Linked DNA regions of Homo sapiens: region 1 is linked to region 2. Evidence: chromatin loops called from intact Hi-C (ENCODE). Cell type or tissue: endothelial cell of umbilical vein. All regions are shown on one strand. Links, peaks and the distances in the headings refer to the core of each region. The heading gives the core; the rest is flanking DNA.

Region 1 (5,379 bases), core at 250-5,249, 150 kb after region 2:
AAATAAGCAAAGGTTTGTCTTACCTACAACAGTAAGTACAGGCAGTTTCCTTTGGCGCTGTGTAAAAATTCGTGCGCAATTCAAGATGATGAGCCCTTGGCTTGAAGTCAGAGGCCTGAACCCTGGTGCTGGCCTACTTTTAGGACTTGGTTTCTTCTTATCCTATGGGCTAAAAGTTAGCACTTAAGTCTACAGCTACTGAAAAACTAGAATAGATCTAAAAGACAAAGTGTTTATTTTTGCTAACATATATAAGTCACCTATTAAAAACCTGCTTATTCAGTAGATATCATTTTGTGCATAAGACTAAAATAATAAAAATAATGATCTTCTTCAGTCTTGAGTCTTGAATCTCAGAATCTTCCTCTGTATAGTGAACACACTGGGATAGTTTTAGATAACACATCCATTGGCTCTCAGTTCTAGTCCAAGATGAAAAGCATATCCTTGTGTGATCCAAGTCATAAAGGTAGAGCCAGTTTCCCTAAGATGTATTCTTGGAATTTTCCAGAAGATTAATTTTTCTCAAGCCTTAGATTGCTACAGGATTGACCTCATGGGCTAACATCCATAAGAGGACGTTACCAGTTGAGAACCCATGGACTTAGAGGTGAAACTGCCTGCAGCTTGCTTCTATCTGAATTTCACCTGAGGTGAACAAATCTGTGCCAGAAGGAGTTGCCCAAGTCTCCATTCTAGAGCAACAGGGCTGTTTTGAGTGCAGTTATGAAGGAGGAAAAGCAGCTCCATGCCTCCATGGAAACCCAGCCTGAAGATCTCAAGATCCTGGTCCCTGGAGAAGCAGATCCATGGCACCGAACCCCACACCGTACAGCCCATCTAAAGGTCAATGGCACCTGTGCGAGAGATATTAAGGAGGAGCAATGGTAGACAAAATCAGAGCATCTATGAGCTGACTCCAGGGGTGAATTTGAGGAAAAGCTTTGGCGTTATCCAGATTAAAATTGAAGTTAAATGCTGCAGCGTTTCCAGAAACATGAGGCACTGGTTTGTCCCCAGGACAGGAAATACTGATGTTGACTTTCATGATGGAAACAATGACTTCTGCCCACTCTCCACCCTCCTTTCTTACACTTAGAAAATCTGGCATTAAAATGAAAGGCAAACCAAAGAAGAAATGGAAGGTGACAACCAGAGAAAAGACCATGTCAGCAAAATCCCGGCTCCAAGTCCTGAGCCCTGGTAGTGAGGATGCATTCACAGGTTGACGCAGAGGGTGGTATTAGGATCTAGGAACAGATCAGGAAATATTGAGTAAAGGAAGCACCTGACCAGGAGAGCCAGGCTGCACTTGGAATCACTGGGGAAGGAGAATCTTGGTTACGTTTGCTTACCAGGATTACCCTCCTGTGGGTTAATCAATCCTAATAGGATGCTGAAGGGTTTTTTTAAATTTTCAATTCAGAGGCCCATTTTAAAAAATATGCTCACTGTTGGTTAAGGCACACAGCTGATTTTGTTAATATATATGAGGATCCATGTCTAAAGAGCTCAAAGTTATTATTAAACTCATAACTACTAAATTAACAAGCACATATATAACATAAACATCCTCAAATACACGACTGTGTCATGTTTAAAACTCTACTTGTTCTCTGAGCACCATTTTATGCAAAACTATCTAAGAAAACAGCTGCCAATTAAATTGGAATAAGATAAAGTCAACCTATGCCAATGAATGGAGCAATATTGGAACCTATTTTCCAGAACTAACTTGATGATCATTCAACAAGAGATTCTGGCAGGAAAAAAGAATATATACATACACACACACACATATACAGGTTCTTTTCAGAAAATGTCTCAAAAATGTGGTCCTCATCATGTGAACACAGTGTTCGTGTGTGTGCTGCCTGATTTGACTCCCAACTTTCTGCCATTGCATTGGTGTTTGGGGGGTTTTGTTCTCATAGTACAGAAAAGCTTTTAATTGTTAAACGTGTGCAAAATAAAATGCAAACTGCACAACTCAATTACTTTCCTTCAAACTGATGGCCATGTTTCTCAGTGTCTGTCAGTTGTTTTAACAAAAACTTTTCTCATCTGCAAAGAATTGAAATTACCCTTTCAACATATGTTTTCCAAAATCCCTGCTCTGTTTTCTCTTTGAAATTCAAAATTACTAATATACCTTACTGCAAATATAAGTGCCTTTCTCCAGAAAGCTCTAGTGGCCAAGTAGAAATGTTTCCCTTCGGATCAAGGAAATGGTATTTTGTGATTAAATTAGTTTGAGCAACACAGCTCTGGGTGTTTTATATCGCAGAGCTGTGATTTTCTAGCAGATGGCTTCGACATTTTTATACTGAGGCAAGTTTTAGTTTTCCAACCTCAGTTAAAATCTTTAAAATGTTTGCTTTAGAAGGAATTACTACACAATGGGAAAAGAACCATATGCAATACCTTATCATTTAGGAAAAATATTCCATTTTGAAACTGAGTTTCATTAAGGCCTGTTTTGTGTAAGCAGGCTGCAGGTTCAGTTGCTACACACATTGTTAGGGCCCTGCAAGTGTCTGTTTTTCGTTACCCTCCCCACACAACCCAGCCCTCTGAACCCCGGCGCCTGCATCTGTGCGCTTACATGCTGTGATTCACTACAATAACAGGAATTTGCTGCTGTTATGATTGAGATAAATCAGCTTTGTGGTCTGGGCAGCCATTCTGATAACCATGACTCCACCTCAAATTTGCTGCCTGGTCTTAAACCATCTGCAATACAGTCTGGTCGATGAAGCAGACACAGAGATACTATATTTTCTTAGGAATTAAAATAAAATAGATACTATGGACCAGGAATTTAACTAACACCTTTCCCTACATTAACTAATTTAATCCTTACAAGATCCTTAGGGGTTAACTCCTTCTCTTATCTGCCTTAGATATAATAAGGGATTGCTCGCCCACAGCACCCCAGTTGGTGTGCAGCTCAGCTTGATCCCTGAGTCCTAGCTCTGAACAGCTGTTATGACATGCTGTCACCTTGCCATCTTGGCTCCAGGGTGAGAACTGGAGTCCCCCACTGTTCATTTCTGTAGTGGGTTCTGAAGGGAAGGAAAACCAGACTTGGTCTTCCACACTCTCCCCAACCCAATCACCTGTGTGCACCTTGGGCTGGGTCCATCACTGGCCATGGCATAGACTGGTCTCTTGGCAAAGCTGAAGGGAGGTTAGCCAACCTGGAGTTTTCTACCTAGTCACCTCCCACTAGCAATGGTAACTGTGACTTCTCTCTCTCTTCCTTCTTACATCCTATTTTCTTATTCTTTTTCTTTCTTTTTTTTTTTTTTTTTTGAGACATGGTCTTGCTTTGCCACATAGGCTAGAGTGCAGTGGCATGATCACAGCACACTGCAGCCTCCACCTCCTGGGCTCAAACAATCCTCCTGACTCAGCCTCTTGAGTAGCTGGGACTACAGGGGCATGCCACCACACCAGCTAATTTTTTTTGTAGATATGGGGTCTATGTTGCCAAGGCTGCTCTCAAACTCCTGGACTCAAACCATCCTCCCACCTCGACCTCCCAAATGTTGGGATTACAAGCATGAGCCACCACACCTTGCCTATTCTACCTAGTTTTATATTTGCCTCCACAGCAAAGAATTTTAATATGTTCCTTTGTGTAGTACAACTGAAAAATTTACTGTTTATCTAAAATTCAAATTTAACTGGGCATCTTGTGTTTTATTTGCTCACTCTGGTCACCCTAACTAGGTAATCGCCAATGCAGAATGCACTGGACTCCTTAAACAGCAGGACAAGGTCACAAAGGTGGAGGGCCTGGTCCCTGCTGCTCCCCAACTTCTAGTGCCCTTTCCCTTCTCACATGGAGTCCGCCTGTCACTCCTGCTCACCTGACCTAAGACTGTGGCCATCCCTTTGCCGCCGGCCAGTCTCACTCAGATGTCCCTGCTACATGAGCCCTTCCCTGCCAGCCCTGTCTTGCACACCCTATATTTTCATTTATTTCATGTTTATATATTTCATCCCACCCAATTGAACAGCAGGGACCTGGCCCAGGGCACTGGGGCAGCCCCATCTAGCACACGGTAGGCTTCCTTTTAGCAACTGTGAATGGATGAATCCTCCAGGAAGCCTGAGCATTCCTTGATACACTAATGAGGCTTCTGACACATGGTGCCTAACGAGGGATGTTCCAGTGGTCTGACCAGCCATCTTCAGGTGTGAAGTGCCTCCAGCCATGCCAAGAACTCCTTGGACAGCACGCTGACACTGCACATTACTCTTCCTCTCAACTACAGGGCCAACTGGCAGCTTCTCTGTCACTTACCACAGTTGCCTTGCATGTCTGTGTTATCTACCAGGCCAGACTGAGTTCACACAGAGCAGAGACAACTATCCCATGCCCCTCACCTCGTGGAGTGAGCATCCAAGAAGCATAGACTCCATGGTGGGGGTTGCATTGTGCATGTGTTCAAGCACTCACATGCTCCTCGGAGCTCTGCCCAGGCCAGGCTGGCCAGCATCGGGTCATGACAGATGGGGCCTCACAGACACTGTGCAGACACAGTGCAGACATGGCAGTCAGGATGGAGCACTCATCCCATGGGGCTTGATGCTGTAAGCCAGCTGTGAGGGCAGGAAGCAGGAGCTTAGCTGGAGTAGCCACCAAGGTGAGGCAGGTTTTCACTGGTGAGGCCAAGTTTGACAACAGGATAGAAGAGTAACTAGAGAAGGGTAATGTAGTTCTTGTGTTTCCCGGGCCTCTCAAAACTATCTGAAGAGTCTACTTTTTGCCAGGTGCTCTGCTAGTCACCAAAATACAGATGAATAGATGTGACCCTAACCTTGGGGGGCTTATGGTTTTCTCCCACGCTCCTCTCAACTATCACCTTCTGAAGGATGAGGATACACATCCTTTGTCACCTTGGCTGCCTGGAGCCTAATAGAGAATTGGCCTCGGTAAGAGTCATTGTTATTGCTCCATGTTCCTCTAAAAGAAGGGACTAGAACAAAAGGGACAGACTCGGAAACGGAATTGGGCAAAATCACATAAGCAAGAAGCTTTCAGTAGCCTGAATTCTCCAGCAGTGGAACGGGCCTTCCTTTGGGAGGATGCGTTTCCTTTTTCTCAACGTGGCCAAGCATGGGTTGGGCCACCTCTTAACAAGAACCCTGTAGAGGAAACTCAGGCACGTCCACCATGCCTCTCAGGCCTCTCGTGACCCAGGAGGCTCCATGTTCCCTTGGTGGTGATGTGGTTGTTTTCAGAGTCTTTTCAAGAACTCTGTATTAGCATTCTCCAGAGAAACAGAATAATAAGATAGAGAGAGAGATATCTATATATAGATATAGATAAAAAGAGATTGATTATGGGAATTGGCTGATGGGATTGTG
Region 2 (5,379 bases), core at 197-5,196:
TTAATACCCAAAATATACATCATGTTAAGAAATAGCTAAAAGCAGTCATGTAGAATTTAAATCTTATCTCACACCTCTTGGAGTAAAATCAAGGTCAGATTTTACTCTGACTTTACTCTTAGATTTTACTCTTCCTCTGTCTTACAGCAGCGAGAGAACTCTGAATGCGCTTGATAGATACAGATGGATATGATTGGTCAGGAATTTGGCAGAATGTCCGTAAGATCAATTGCATGTAGTGCATTGAAAATGCTATGTTCTGGGGTGGAACTGCCTTATTTCAGAATATATGATGCTTGAGGGCTTACAATTATCTGAAAGAAAAAACCCCAGAAATAAGATGTCAACAACTTCATTTTTGTAACCCATATTGATGACTGTGAAAAACTCTTTGGCATCAATAAAACTTGAGTGATTGCCTTTTCCAATTGTCCAAAATGAGAAGCAGACCCAAGCAGGCACATTTCTGCCAAGGGAGATTTCTCTTAATTATCCCTGAACCTCACTGGCTGCAGGGCTTGGTAAACAGCCGCAGCCTCTGCTCTCTGTAACATGACCTCCTGTATAGCACACGCTCATGTGCACAGGCATCTGCACATACATGCACAAAATGCACACCTAAGAAGAGAAACCAGCAGGACCAAACTGGCTTGGAAAGATGACGACGGGACTTGCTAGGTAAGAGTGTGGGCAGAGCACAGGATAGATGACAAATCTTTGCCAAAAGTTTTATAACATGGGACCCAGTTCGCTAAGAGGTCCTCAGCCTCCGTGTTTAGATAAATGAGGGTTTAAATTACTCAAAAGTGACTTGCCTTCTAAAACCACACAGAATTCTTTTTTTTTTTTTTTTGCAATAAAACCTCAAGACTCCCAAATCTCAAAGAAGCAAAAAAGCCATGTCCCTGAGGACTAAAATAGAAAGAGAAGGAAGCGGCAGCCAAGAACATTATTTCCAGCTCACATAGGACCACCCCTCTGTTTGCATACCCGTTATGACTTGGAAAGGAGGTTAAGGGTCCAGTTTAACCCACCAACATTAATATTTTGAGGCCAAGTGGCATCTTCCTGGAGTGGGGGCCGAACAGGCCCGTGGAGAGCGTGCGTTCTTTCTGAACCACGACAAGGCTGCAGTGCCTTCAGTGCTTAAATCCAAGGAGCCAAAGATAATTTCCAAAAGACTGTGCTTTCTAAGGGCAGAAGGTGAAGGGAACAAACAATGCTCCATCTCCCTGAGGACTGGGAAGATTATTAGGTTACCATTTCAAGACAGGAACATTCAGACATGATGTAGTATTTGGACTCAAGAGTGGAAGGCTGAACCCAAAGCAAATCAGTTAAGCTTGAATGTTGGGGAAGTGATTTCTCTTCTCCCAACTTGACTATTTTCTCCCTGTGTTGATTCATTGCATCTACAAACCTTAACACTTTTACCACGTGACTGCTATTTTTCTCTCTATCTTCCCAAGTCCCCTCATTAGAAACCACTGTTGGCCAAACAAGCTAATGAGCGGGACTGTCCTGGCCAAGCCACAGGAGAGACAATTACAGACTTTGACTGCAGGCCGCACACTCACTGGTTCTCATTCTAACCTCCATTCTCTTCCTTCTTTATCCTCCCTCTGTTGGGGTGAACATTTGGCATCAAATGAACCTAGGTACGGTTCTGTGCGCTCACTAGTGCTGACAGTGTAGGCAAGAAACAACTTTCTGAGCCTGTTTTCTCAGATGGGAGATACAACCCACCAGGGTGAGAATTAAATGAGGTGGTTAATAAGGGTAATGCCGTTAACCCACCAGCCCTGAGCTCTATTACACCAGCCCTTTAAAAGCAGAGAGCTTGCCCTGGCTTCCCTGTGGCGTGGGTGGGTACAGAACTCCCAGGGGCTTGTTTCACCAAATTTCCCCACAAAGCCCTGCATAAAACGCCATTGTAGGGCCCAGCTCTGTCTGAGAGAGCCTGTCAGGACAGTTCAACAGCCTTGTTTCCAAATAAGTAGAAATATGAAACAGGCTGGTAAACTTTTGTTTAAAATCTGACCTCTTTTTTAAGATGACCATTGTTTTCCTAAATTCACTTTCCTTCCTTTGCTTCCTGTCCATAAAGAAAGTTCACACTCACAGGCTCGAAACACCTCACAGCATGGAATGCACATGATGTCACCCAGGAGGACCTCTACAGGGGAATTCCAAGTCAGAGCCATGCCACCGTGAGAAGTCACCACGAGTCTTGGGCCACGTGGGTCATGTTCAGATGCTCTGGGCTGACCTGTGAGCCCGAGAGAGAGAGAGAGAGAGAGAGAGAGAAAAGAGGCCACAGAAGGCTCTGTCGCTGATGGGCTTTCCAGATGGCGATTTAAATTATTCTGAGTTGTCTGAAATAACATTGCCCTTACTGCTTTTATGTTTTTCTTATATACTTTTTAATTCTAATAGATAAAAGGCTTTTAAATGATTTTCCATAAAGGTATAAAATTACCCCTGCAAAGAGAAAAAATACTAACGCATATAAATAAACATATTCTGTTTACAGTTTTTTGATTGAAGGAGAGGTCAGGGATGCTTTGATTCCTTTGCAACCCCTCCTCCCTTCATTTTAGAATGTGCCGTCATCTTCTCTTTCTGCTTCCTTCCACCTTTGAAATGCTCCCACATCACCTCTTTGCTGATGGTGTTCCCTGCTCTTCTCTTCCCCCAAGAAGAATTAGTTCTTCCCTGTTGATGGCTTTCTAATTGTTTTATTTACCCCAGCTACAGTATTGATTACTCCCCAATTATTTGCATAAACTCTACTTCTCGACCCACTCAGCTACTTCATGGAGACCTATAATGCTAATACCATAGGAAAGCTTCTGGTCCTGGAAATTAAAAAACAAGAAGTTGAGCCCAGAAACCACACGGCAGGGAAAATGTAGAGTGTGAGAGACAGGGCTGGTGGTGGTATGGGTTGATCTAGGCAGTGGGTGAGTGAGTCTTTCTCAAGACAGTTCATTGAGGGATTTGGAAAGAAAGCACAGGTGTCCCACTGGCTATTAGGCATGCATGTGGATTTGGGCGCCTTGGTCTGGTGGGGTAACACTCCTCACATCACACCAGCTGGGAATAAGTGGGAATTACCTTCTCAGTCTGGAGCTCTTTGTAAATGTTTGTACTATTCTTTCCATGAAGGCAAAGCTAGCGAAGAGGGACAAAACCGTGGCCCCAAGAGACACTCTTTCCTGGGAAGGAACTTGAAAGAGGGAGGTTCTCCAGGGCTGCCTGCAATGGTCTCTTCATCCATCCAACCAACTTGAGTTTAGTCAGCACCAGTTGTGGGTTAGGGACAGTGGTAAGTTCTAGGAAGGGAGGGCAGATTCTCAGACCTCTTTTCTAGAGGAAGATGAAAGAGGTCTTCTTGACAAATTTCCCAAACCCAAAGAAGAAAGTAGAGTGAAAACAAGTGAGGCAGATGGGGCGAGGACCCCCAGTCGCAAATCTGGGTTTGTCATAGTCAGGGCAAGAAGAGCAGGTCCCCCTGGCAAGTCCTGACTGGGGTTTCTCTGGGGGCAGTTCCCAGGAATACAACCAGGAAATGATTATCTCAGTGTTTAACCCTAAATGTGGGCCCCAGCACTGTGAGGAAGAAGGAGAGCCAAGTCAGGTGTGACATTTGCACATAGAGTCACTGCTGGGGGATTGTGTAAGCAGGGAGGTGCCTTAAGTGGGTGCTGGTTTTCCCCAACCCACAGAATGTGCACAGTTGGGAAAGAATTCCTCCACAGCGCTTGTGACACAGAAGCCAAAACACTTACTTTTTTCAAAATGAATGTGTTGGGAAGCTGGGAGAAAGAGAGAGGCTGGGGACAAGAGAGAGAGGAACTGATTCTACTCCATTTGGGGAGGAAAGAGTAGAGGGTTCAGAGAGGAAGAAAACATCTCGATAAACCTAGAAGGGGGATATGAGCGTGTCACCTGGAAAGGGAAGGGCAAGAGCAACCTTGGCAGAGAAAACTCCATGAAGTGTGGCCAGAGCACAGGCTTTGAGAAAGACACTGAGAAATAAGATCAGACAGGTGGAGAGGCTACACCTCAGAGGGCCGCGCAGGACGCACTAGGACGTTGTGTTTCTTTGGATAGAATGATCTCCCTTAACCTTCAAACTCCTTAAGGACCCTGATCTCCTATCCCCTAAGGGTCTTAGGTCATAGCCTAAAGGGAACCCCTGTGCACATAATTTATTTTAAATATTTTTAAATATTCCAGTTTTATCTTCTACTCTGTAAGTACGTTGATATTTGTTTTAATGTTCAAAAATAGTTCTAAGCTTCACGTAAAATGGGTGCTCCAGAGTAAGACAGGACATCTCCCAGGAGTCTTTTGGTGCCCTAGAACCCAGGGAAGTGCCCCCAGGGGGTCACGCAGCTCAGCCTGAGAAGAACGGTTACATGCAACCCGGAGTCCTCGAAGCATTTTAAGAAGCAGAGTAATTTTAGTAAATTAAGAAGCCACCTAGGTTATGAGATTTGGGGCTGATGGGCAGTGGGACAGTACAAGAGGCGTCAAAGTGGAGACTGTCAGGGCCTGGCAATGGTGGGAAGGGGGGCGGGGTGCAGGAAAATGTTCTCCGCTTGGGAGCAGTGAGAGAACCGGGAAACAGCTGTAGAAAGGGAAAGGAGAGGCGGGGGGCTGGTGCCAGTCAAAAGAGGCATTTACAATACCTACTGCCCCTGGCAAGGCAGGCACCAGCCACAGAGCAGATGCCGGCCAGGGCACCATGCTGATGTGTGTCAGCAGCTGCGTGCCCAGGCCGGAGAGCTCGCAGTGGAGATGGGGGTGGGGGGACACCCACAGAGTGGCCGCAGCACCGCAGGTTCTCCGGAGCTGTGGAATCGAAATACGAGGTGTAGGTGGCCCCTGTAATGCTAATGGTGTAATGCCGGCGAACGGGAAAAATGACTTCTTGATAAACGTGGCTCTGCCCTTCACACGTGCTTTCGTGGGAAAAAAGAGAAACACCAGGGCACTCAGGCGCAGGTTCCTGGCCGGCCGGGGCATGCGGGTCAGCGAGAAGCAGCGCTGGCTCCGACACCCGCTTCATAAACTCGGCGCATGTTCACGCTTTGCACAGTCACCCTCCGTGAATGCGGGGTCATTTACCTTACTTTTCTGTAGCGGTAAAGCTAACCCAAAAATATAAAAACAAAAGAAAATAAACAATTCCTTTCCCATTAGCTCTAAACGCTGATGGGGAAAGGAGGCGCAAAGGCCTGTCGGAGCCCTGCCCCACGACTTTAGGGTTCAGCAGCTGCCAATTTACCCCGAACAGCGGACTTCCAGAGCCCGGGGAGCGGGGACCACCCAGGCTCTGGGGCCCTGCGGGCTCCTGCCCCAGCACAGCGT

Evidence for each region. Peaks named below come from ENCODE experiments on the same cell type or tissue, not always from the same donor. Only the 100,000 strongest peaks of a DNase experiment are listed, where the experiment ranks them.
Region 1: a loop joins it to region 2, with 6 times the contacts of the local background. A loop is called at or near these places in 2 of 110 quality-filtered maps.

The regions. Positions count from the first base shown.
Region 1 is chr10:43,855,005-43,860,383 of GRCh38, reverse strand. It overlaps LINC00840 (long intergenic non-protein coding RNA 840), which reads right to left and starts at 973. Exons shown (of 5, transcript NR_038268.1): 1 at 24-973. In endothelial cell of umbilical vein, for the core only: no CTCF peak of the experiment used is centred there; DNase peaks (open chromatin) are centred at 1,083 and 2,613; H3K27ac peaks cover 2,971 bases.
Region 2 is chr10:44,005,280-44,010,658 of GRCh38, reverse strand. No RefSeq gene overlaps it. Among named protein-coding and RNA genes, the nearest start is that of LINC02659, 96 kb to the right of the region's middle. RefSeq lists enhancers at 1,973-2,292, 4,279-4,852. In endothelial cell of umbilical vein, for the core only: no CTCF peak of the experiment used is centred there; a DNase peak (open chromatin) is centred at 2,138; H3K27ac peaks cover 1,336 bases.